Linked DNA regions of Homo sapiens: all the other regions are linked to region 1. A link is a contact called in ENCODE Hi-C or POLR2A ChIA-PET data. All regions are on one chromosome and are shown on one strand. Each heading gives the region's core, a stretch centred on a gene start or an enhancer-like site at or near the end of the contact. The rest is flanking DNA. Distances are from core to core; before and after follow the strand shown. Region 1 has its middle 11 kb from the start of LINC02975. Region 2 overlaps PTGES (prostaglandin E synthase). Region 3 has its middle 52 kb from the start of C9orf50.

What was found. A loop is a pair of places that touch in the nucleus more often than their neighbours do. ChIA-PET counts read pairs that join two places held with the same protein, here RNA polymerase II (POLR2A). Pooled maps may share reads with other maps.
Region 2: a loop to region 1 is called in a pooled map, with 2.9 times the contacts of the local background. The contact joins two enhancer-like sites. A Hi-C loop is called at or near these places in 1 of 50 pooled maps. POLR2A ChIA-PET finds 5 or more read pairs at or near these places in 3 of 52 experiments (IMR-90, T-cell and activated B cell).
Region 3: a pooled map shows a loop between it and region 1 (2.8-fold over the local background). The contact joins two enhancer-like sites. A Hi-C loop is called at or near these places in 1 of 168 maps with a recorded cell type or tissue (PC-9) and 2 of 50 pooled maps. POLR2A ChIA-PET finds 5 or more read pairs at or near these places in 2 of 52 experiments (PC-9 and naive thymus-derived CD8-positive, alpha-beta T cell).

What each region holds. Positions count from the first base shown.
Region 1 is chr9:129,269,495-129,272,380 of GRCh38, forward strand. No RefSeq gene overlaps it. Among named protein-coding and RNA genes, the nearest start is that of LINC02975, 11 kb to the right of the region's middle. Within about 2 kb of position 1,389, at least 6 of the 41 ENCODE cell types and tissues checked have a DNase peak (open chromatin) inside an H3K27ac peak, as active enhancers do.
Region 2 is chr9:129,736,213-129,739,098 of GRCh38, forward strand. It overlaps PTGES (prostaglandin E synthase), which reads right to left. Exons shown (of 3, transcript NM_004878.5): 3 at 2,137-2,886. Among named protein-coding and RNA genes, the nearest start is that of PTGES, 15 kb to the right of the region's middle. RefSeq lists an enhancer at 1,230-1,479. Within about 2 kb of position 1,524, at least 29 of the 41 ENCODE cell types and tissues checked have a DNase peak (open chromatin) inside an H3K27ac peak, as active enhancers do.
Region 3 is chr9:129,568,008-129,570,893 of GRCh38, forward strand. No RefSeq gene overlaps it. Among named protein-coding and RNA genes, the nearest start is that of C9orf50, 52 kb to the right of the region's middle. RefSeq lists enhancers at 1,807-2,670, 2,671-2,886, 2,683-2,886. Within about 2 kb of position 1,408, at least 29 of the 41 ENCODE cell types and tissues checked have a DNase peak (open chromatin) inside an H3K27ac peak, as active enhancers do.

The sequences.
Region 1 (2,886 bases), core at 139-2,638:
GCCTCAAAAAAAAAAGATACCCTTTTAGGCTGATTTATTATTATTGTTACTATTACTTAACATTTATCACAACCTTTCACCATATTATTAAATCACTTTTTTTTTGAGACAGAGTCTTGCTCCATTGCTCAGGCTGAAGTGCAGTGGTGCAATCTCGGCTCACTGCAACCTCCACCTCCCTGGCTCAGGTGATCCTCCCACCTCCACCTACCAAGTAGCTGGGACTACAGGCGCCTGCCACCATGCCCAACTAATTTTTGTATTTATTTATTTATTTTTGAGATGGAGTTTCGCTCTCGTTGCCCAGGCTGCAGTGCAAATGGCGCGATCTTGGCTCACTGCAATCTCCGCCTCCCAGGTTCAAGTGATTCTCCTGCCTCAGCCTCCCGAGTAGCTGGGATTACAGGCATGCGCCACCACGCCTGGCTAATTTTGTATTTTTAGTAGAGACAGGGTTTCTCCATGTTGGTCAGGTTGGTCTCAAATTTCCAACATCAGGTGATCCGCCCACCTCGGCCTCCCAAATTGCTGGGATTATAGGCATGAGCCACTGCGCCTGGCCTAATTTTTGTATTTTTAGTAGAGATGGGGTCTCACCATGTTGGCCAGGCTGGTCTTGAACTCTTGGCCTCAAGTGTTCCGACTGCCTCAGCCTCCCAAATTGCTGGGATTAGAGCCATGAGCCACCATGCTGGGCCCATATCATGAAACCACTTTTGACAGCATAATTTTAATGGTGGCACAGAGTCCGTTATCATTATTTATTTACCCAGTCCCGTGTGGATATGTAGGTTGCTTCTGACATTTGCGTTTGTATGTCATGCTCCAGTGAACATCCTGGTGATCAACTGGGTGGCCCCATCTGCAGATGCACTTGTGAAACCTACCTTGGTTTCCTGCCTGAGCCTCTCCTGTATCGGTGCTTAAAAGGGTGCCCTAACTCTGCAGAAACTATCAGTAGAAATGAGTGTAGGGGGCCAGGCGCGATGGCTCACGCCTGCAATCTCAGCACTTTGGGAAGCCAAGGTTGGTGGATCACTTGAGGTCAGGAGTTCGAGACCAGCCTGGCCAATATGGTGAAACCCCGCCTCGAATAAAAATACAAAAATTAGCTGGGCTTGATGGCGCGAGCCTGTAATCCCAGCTGCTTGGGAGGCTGAGGCAGGAGAATCACCTGAACCTGGGAGGCAGAGGTTGCAATGAGCTGAGATTGCACCATTGTACTCCAGCCTGGGTAACAGAGTGAGACTCTGTGTCAAAACAAAAAAACAGAAGAGTGTAGGGGGTGAAATGTACGTTCTTGGGCTAAGTTGTGTGAAAAGCCTGGATTTTCCAGATCTGATCTCCTTTTGCCCTGTGCCCCCTTTCCTGCTGATGTCTTGGCAGTGGGGAGAGGAGGGGTGACAAAACCGAAAGTCTCTCTTTTTTTTTTTTTGTAAAGTCGTCTCTTACAGGAAAATATGTGGTCCTTTCAAAGCCCTATCCCTTGTAAGGGTGGTTTCTCTGCACTCGGGGGGGTCTCCCTCCTGTTTCCTTTTGAAGATGGTGTCTGGCTGTGTGGAGAAGCTTGCATGGGCCAGGACAGGAGTCTCTTGCCCTACTTGCCATCACTGGACCTGCTCAGGAGGGGCGGGTCTGGTCTGCCCTGGTCTCCGGGAACCGCATCCACGTTCTCTGAGGCTGACTGGACTTCGCTTTGCCCTGAAAACTTCCAATTCACAGTCAATCTTCTTCCCATATGTTGTTTTTTTCTGTGGCTGCTCTAATAAAGTCCCACAAACCCGGTGGTTGAAAACCACAGAAATGTGTTCTCTCACAGTCCCAGAGGCCAGAAGTCTGAAATCAATGTGTGGGCAGTGCCGTGCCTCCTCTGAAACCTCTAGGGGAAGGTCCTTTCTTGCCTTTCCGGCTTTAGCCCCAGACTTACAAATGCATCTCTCCACTCTCTGCCTCCAATGTCACATGGCATTTTCCTCTTCTTCTAAGAACACCACTCATATTGGATTAGGCCCCACCTAATGACCTCTTCTTAATTATATCTGCAAGGACCTTTATTTCCAAATAAGGTCACATTCACAGGTACTGGGGGTTAGGGCCGCAGCATATCTTTTTTGGGGACACACTTCAACCCATAAGACCATCCCATTCAGTTCCTGGGCTTCCTCCACTCAGCTGCAGGGGTTGGGGGTCTCTGTGAGACTGTCCTCAGCCCCTCTGCCTGGGGACTGGGGACCCTCAGTCATTTCCATCTGCTGCAGCCTGGCCACACTGGGTGCAATGTCAGGCCTAAGGTGAGCCTCGCAGACCCCTTAGGATGCATCCTGGGGACATAGGCACCAGCTCTGATGTCCTCGGATCCCCCAAACCTATCTGAATCTTTCTACTGCCCCCAGACGCCTCACGCCTGACTTTCAGCCTCCCTTCCCCTCCTCCTGCCCTGAAAGGGGCTTCCAGTCCCCGCTGCTGTCTAGCAGGGACTCTCCTTTTGTCACAGTCCCCTTCTTCCCTAGTCAGGGATGCAGATGGTATCCACACGGCTCTTCATGGGACCAAACGCTTCATGGTTTAAGTTTTATGGTAGGGAGATGCTGGGGAGAGAGAAAATGTACTGAATTAGCAACAGGGGAGACACAGCAGGAAACATTTCCACAATTCTATGCCTGTTGAAATGATTTTGATGTTGAGCCCTATTTGCCTTGACCTTTTTTCTTGTTTTTTTTTTGAGATGAAGTCTTGCTCTGTTGCCCAGGCTGGAGTGCAGTGGTGTGATCTCAGTTCACTGCAACCTCCACCTCCCGGGTTCAAGCAATTCTCCTGCCTCAGCCTCCTGAGTAGCTGGGATTACAGGCATGCACCGCCACGTCATGCTAATGTTTGTATTTTTAG
Region 2 (2,886 bases), core at 274-2,773, 470 kb after region 1:
TTTTCCTCCCCAACTTTCCCCACCGCCCTCCACTTCCCAAGCTCAAGGTGGAGGGGTCTGGGGAGAGCTGCTGAGCTCTTCTCTTTGCTCCTTGCTTTCTTGGCTTGGATGGTCCCCTTAAAACCGCTCTTTCACCCCCCACCGCAGGTGAGTTGCCCCCTCCCCAGGCAGCCGCTCCCCAGCAGGGGTTAAAAGGCCCCATCTGCCTCCATCAGGGCGCTGAGCCTTGGGGTCATCACGGGCGCCGTCCTGCGGAGCCCGCCCACCCCAGGCTGGAGCTGCATGCATGGGGACGGGGGGCAGGATGAGGTTGCCACCCCAGCATCGGGCACCACCCCACCCTGAGGAGGCACTCACAAGCCGACAGAACAGGGGCGGTGCCGGGCAGGGGACCTCATGGTCTCGTGGTCTCTGCGGCTCCAGTGTGGTGGGGGCCGCCTCCTTCACCCACGCCCCAGGTTCACAGTATTGCCATGGGCATCCGATGCCCCTGCTCACCTGGGTCCGGTGGGTTCCCAGCAGGTTATTTTGCCCACAGAGCCCCTCTTTCCCCAGGAAGGAAAATATAAATATAAAAGCGCACGCTGCTGTGGCCAGGCACGGTGGCTCACTCCTGTAATCCCAGCACTTTGGGAGGCTGAGGCAGGCAGATCACTTGAGGTCAGGAGTTCGAGACCAGCCTGGCCAACATGGTGAAACCCTGTCTCTACTAAAAATATAAAAATTAGCCGGGTGTGGTGGCACATGCCTGTATGTAATCCCAGCTACTCGGGAGGCGGAGACAGGAGAATGGTTTGAACCTGGGAAGGAGAGGTTGCAGTGAGCCGAGATGGCACCACTGCACTCCAGCCTGGGTGACAGAGTGAGACTCCATCTCAAACAACAACAACAACAACAACAAGAATGCACGCTGGGTTCGCCTCCTGGATGGCCCCTGCCCTGGGATCTGTCCTCCCTCTGGCCTTACACTGTCCGAGCCCAGGGACAGCAGGCAAGTCACCTCTCCCCTGTGAGGAGACACCCCCTACAAGCCTCCTTCCTGTGAACCTTGCCTCTCTCATCTAAAAACCCTCACCTTCCTCATCTAGAAAGCGGAAATCCCTCCTGCCTCGGATTGTTTTGGGGATTTTTTTTTTTTTTTTTTGAGACATTTTCCCTCTGTTGCCCGGGCTGGAGTGCAGTGGTGGGATCTCGGCTCACTGCAGCCTCAACTTCCCAGGCTCAAGCGATCCTCCTGCCTCAGCCTCCCGAGTAGCTGGGACCATAGGCAGGCACCATTACACCCGGCTAATTCTTTTTTTTTTTTTTGGTAGAAAAGGGATCTAGCTCTGTTGCCCAGGCTAGTCTCAAACCCCTGGGCTCAGATCTTCCAACTTCGGCCTCCCAAAGTGCTTGAATTACAGACATAAGTTGGAAAAAAATCCAACTAGTATGCCCAGCCCAACGCTTAGCAAGCAGTAGGTGCTCAATACTGGATCGCGCCCTTCCCGTTTCTCTCCCGAGAGCCGCCGCGGCCCAAAAACAGAGGCGTCCCCTTACCACCAGGGGGCAGTGTTTCCCCTCTCAGCTCCGAACGGGACCCGGGGCCTCACGGCGCTTTCTGGCGGGGCCTGGGGTCCCTGCGCTGCTGGAGAACCCCCGGCACGGCAGGTCCCATCCGTTAGAGGGGCTCCGGCCTCGGGGTGCTGGGAGGGGGCGTTCAGGGAAAGTGAGGCCGTGCAGCACAGGGGCTCCGCCCAGGGACTTTGGCAGCCCCGACTTTCAGACCTGGCCCCGCACTTCCGGGCGCTGGCCTCCTGGAGTCTCCGTGTCCTGGTTGACGGAGCTGATAATGGCAGCCCGCGGGCGGGGCAGCCCCGCAGGGAGGGGTGACCTGGCCGGGGCAGGATTTGGGTGCTCCTGGCTCACCTCGCCAGATGCCACCTTACCCGCCCCAACGGGAGGCAGGAGGCTGCTGCTTGCTGTGTGATTAACACCCAGCCAGGGCGCGTTGGTGTCTGCGCCAGAGATCTTGTCCCGCCAAACTGGCTGTAGACAGTCACCGGCAAGAACGCCCAGCGCGCTGGAGCATCAGGCCAGCTTGGGCAGCAGGGAACACCAGGAACGCGCAACCCAAGACGAGGTGCTGGGCCCAGCTGGCAGACACTTCCATTTAATGACTAAAAATCACACATCTCAGGTCACGGGTCTAGGAGAAAACACACACACACACACACACACACACACACACACACACACACACACACGGATTCCCCATCAAGGGGACATTTGCAGTTTCCAAACCTTGAAGATACTGAAGGGACCAGAAAGTTCCTTTGAGTGGCTGGTCACCCAAAGCTCCCGGTCCTCCACCCACTGCCCTTTGGAGGGACTCAAACCTTGGGAGGAGAAGGCTGAGCTTCCTGTGGGCCCCTCCCACCCACACCTGAGCCAGAGAGAAGACTGCAGCAAAGACATCCAAAGCCAACGGCAAGGGAAGCGTCAGCGGGGGCAGAGGAGCCAGCCCTGTCCTTGGCTCACCCAGCTTCCACCATACAGGAACCCAAGACCCCAGCCTTGCTTCCACAGAGAACTGGCAGGGGTCCCCTGGCCTGGCCATCACAGGGACTCACATGGGAGCCTTTTAAAACTCCAGATGGTGGCTGAGCACAGTGATTCATGCCTGTCATCCCAGCACTTTGGGAGGCCGAGGCCGGTGGATCACTTGAGGCCAGGAGTTCGAGACCCTCCTGGGCAACATGGTGAACCCGTCTCTACTAAAAATACAAAAATTAGCTGGGTATGGTGATACGCGCCTGTAATCCCAGCTACTCAGGAGGCTGAGGCGGGAGAATCGCTTGAACCCGGGAGGCGGAGGCTGCAGTGAGCCAGATTGTACCACTTCAC
Region 3 (2,886 bases), core at 158-2,657, 300 kb after region 1:
CAGCCTAGTGCTGGGAAAGGAGAGGGTGGCAGGCTGGCTCTGGGCAAAGACACTCCCCTTCTCCTCTTTGCTTCCCTCTCCTTCCTCTGTCCCTCCCCACTCTTCCTCTCCAACCAGGAGGCTGCCGAGCCAATGGCTCAGCGAGGGCTGGGGAGCCCTGACCTCCACCCACGCTCTACGATCTGTCAGCACCACTCTGCTAAGACCTCCCAAACTTCCGCACCCCCGCAGGCTGACAGGGCTGCAGGTGCCAGCGCTGACCTCCCGCTGCTCCTGTTCCTCTCCTTCCGCAGGCACCCCTCGCCCCCCACCGCCACCTCCAGCCGGGTTCTGGGGTCCTCCTGGGCCACCTGCTTACTGTGTGTCCCTGGACACGGCGTCTCCCCTCGCTGAGTTAGTTTCCTCATTTGTAAAACGGGGATATGGCCCGTCTCCTAGAGTGACCGGGAAGATCGGTGGTATCAACGCAAACTACAGCCCGGCAGCTTCCAGGCGAACTCACTTCTCAGGACGCCTCTCCTGCTGTCCTCTCAAAGCGGGGGACGAAGCCACCACCACCCAGTTTACAGATGGGGAAACTGAGGCTCAGGGAGATCTGGAAACCTTCCCGGGCAGCTGGGCTCCGAACCCAGGGCTGCGAGCACAAGGGCTGGCTCCCGCCCCCGGCCCTGGTCCCTCCTTCCCCGGGGCATGGCCCGGCCGTGCCAGGCGCTCGGTGACAGCCCCCGCGGGGGAGGCCGGGCTGGGAAAGGAGAGGGCAGCGGGCGGGGGCGCCTGGCCGCGCGGGGTCGGCCGCGGGTCGATACGGCGGCAGGATGAATGGGAGAGGGGAGCGCGGGCGGGAGGAGGAGGGAGGAGGAGGGGGAGGAGGGAGAGGCCGGAGCAGGGGGAGGGCCCGCCCCCGCCGCCCCCCAGGCCCCCGCCCCGCCCAGCGGGCTTGGCCGGGTCTGCAGCCCTCAGCGCCAAGCGCGGCCCCGCGGCCCCACCGAGGGATCGATAACTAATTTCACCGCGGCAGCCGCCCCAGTTTTTTCCCGATAATTGCGCGCCGGCAGCTGCGAGCAAGGCCCCCAGCCCGGCGCGCAGCCCCGCCCGCGCGCGATCAATTGACACCGCCACCGGGCGGCAGGAAAACTCATTTTTCTCTCCCTCCCCGGCTCCGGGTGGGCGCGGGCTGAGCTCTGCCAAGGGCCGGGGGCTACGCGGGGCCGGGGCCGGGGCCGGGGCCGGGGCCAGGCCAGGGAGGGAGGGCAGGGCCCGAGGAGGGGGCGGGGGCGCGGGCGCGGGTGTGGGAAGGAGGCTTGCAAGGAATCCGAGGAGGCGGGGTGCCTCAGTTTCTTCACTCTACCACAGGGGCGTGGCCGAAGGCGTCAGGGACGTGGGGTGCGGGCGGGGCTGTCCCAGCCCCTCTCAGCTGTTGGCGGACTGGCTGGCTGGTGGGAGGAAGGGCTAAGTCAAGCGCCACGGCCTGAATGCGTGGGTTCGACTCTGGACTCCCACCAGGGACCACTGTGTGAGGTTGCATCCGTTCCTCTGGACTCCCACCAGGGACCACTGTGTGAGGTTGCATCCGTTCCTTCCCTTCGTCTCTTCCTCTCTGAGCCTCAGTTTCCCCATCTTCTGAAAGGGGCCTGGCATATCCTGGGCAGGCAGATGGTGCATCAGAGGCAGTGATGCCCACAAGGAAGTGCTCCCCACAGGTGGCTTGGAGGAAATCCTCCTTCCTCAGCACTCATGGAGGCCCCCTGTGGGCCAGGCACTGTTATAGGCCTTCCGGGTGAGGACCAAGCAGTGACCACAGCTGACAAAACCCCTACCGTTGTGGAAGGAACATTCTACTGAGGCCATGGACGTACAATACCCAAGTAAGCAGTGAGAAGATGCCACTTGCCATGGAGAAAAATGAAGCAAGGTCAGCAGGACAGGGTGTGGGGTGCAAAGGCAATGCAGCCCCCAGGACCCATGGTGGGCCTCACCCTAGGCCCTCCTTGCAAAGCTCAGAGCTGCTCACTCCCAAACTGCCGGTTGTTCAAGGTCATGGGAAACCTGCAGACTTGGCATTTTCCAATGAGGATGGCCAGGAGGAGAGAGACCAAGAGGAAGGAGAAGCCAGGAGGTGGGGTGGGACAGTCTCCCTCTGGAAGAGTCCATAAGAGGGCCAGAGAGAGAGAGAGGGGTGGGGACTGGAGGGCACCAGGGCAAAGGGGGTACAGTCAGAGCTCCAATGGACACAGTGTCCTGGGGGGTCAGGTCAAGAGAGACTTGGGTTTGCTGGCCTGGTCCCAGCTGGGCCAGTGAGGCCCAGGGAAGGGCAGGGGCTCGCCCAGCCACAGTACTTATGGGGGACAGAGATGGGCTCCTAAATCCTGCCACCAGGCACAGAGAAGGGCAAGAGGGGCCAGAGAGGAAAGGAGGAAAGAGACTCATGGAGCGGGGGTGCCATTCTCTGTTTAGAGGGGTCAGGAGCCCCAATTTGCTTCCCAGAGGCCAGCTAAAGCTTCCTGGGAGCACCATGGGTGGTGCTGGGACTTCTACAGGACTCAGCATGACTCAAAGGGCCCTGGGGAATGTGTTCTGTTCCCCAGTCCCCCACCCCCCAGCTACCAGAATGACAGAGGCTCCCCGATGGAGGTGGGTAAGCCGGGCAGGGGTGGCGGCCTAAGGCTGCTGGGGAAGTGGGGTGTTCCAGGACTGAGCAGACCTCCTCCCCCGCCTCGGTTTCTTCATCTTAAAAATGGAGCTGGTGTTGAGGTGCTGAGGTTCTGTCAATCTTTCTTCCCTCCAAATTCCTGGCACGCCCAACCCCACGTCTGGGTTGAGAGTAGTGACTCAGCAGAAAATGAAGGCTACTGCTAGCAACCAAATGAGGTTAGCAGGGGGACTGGC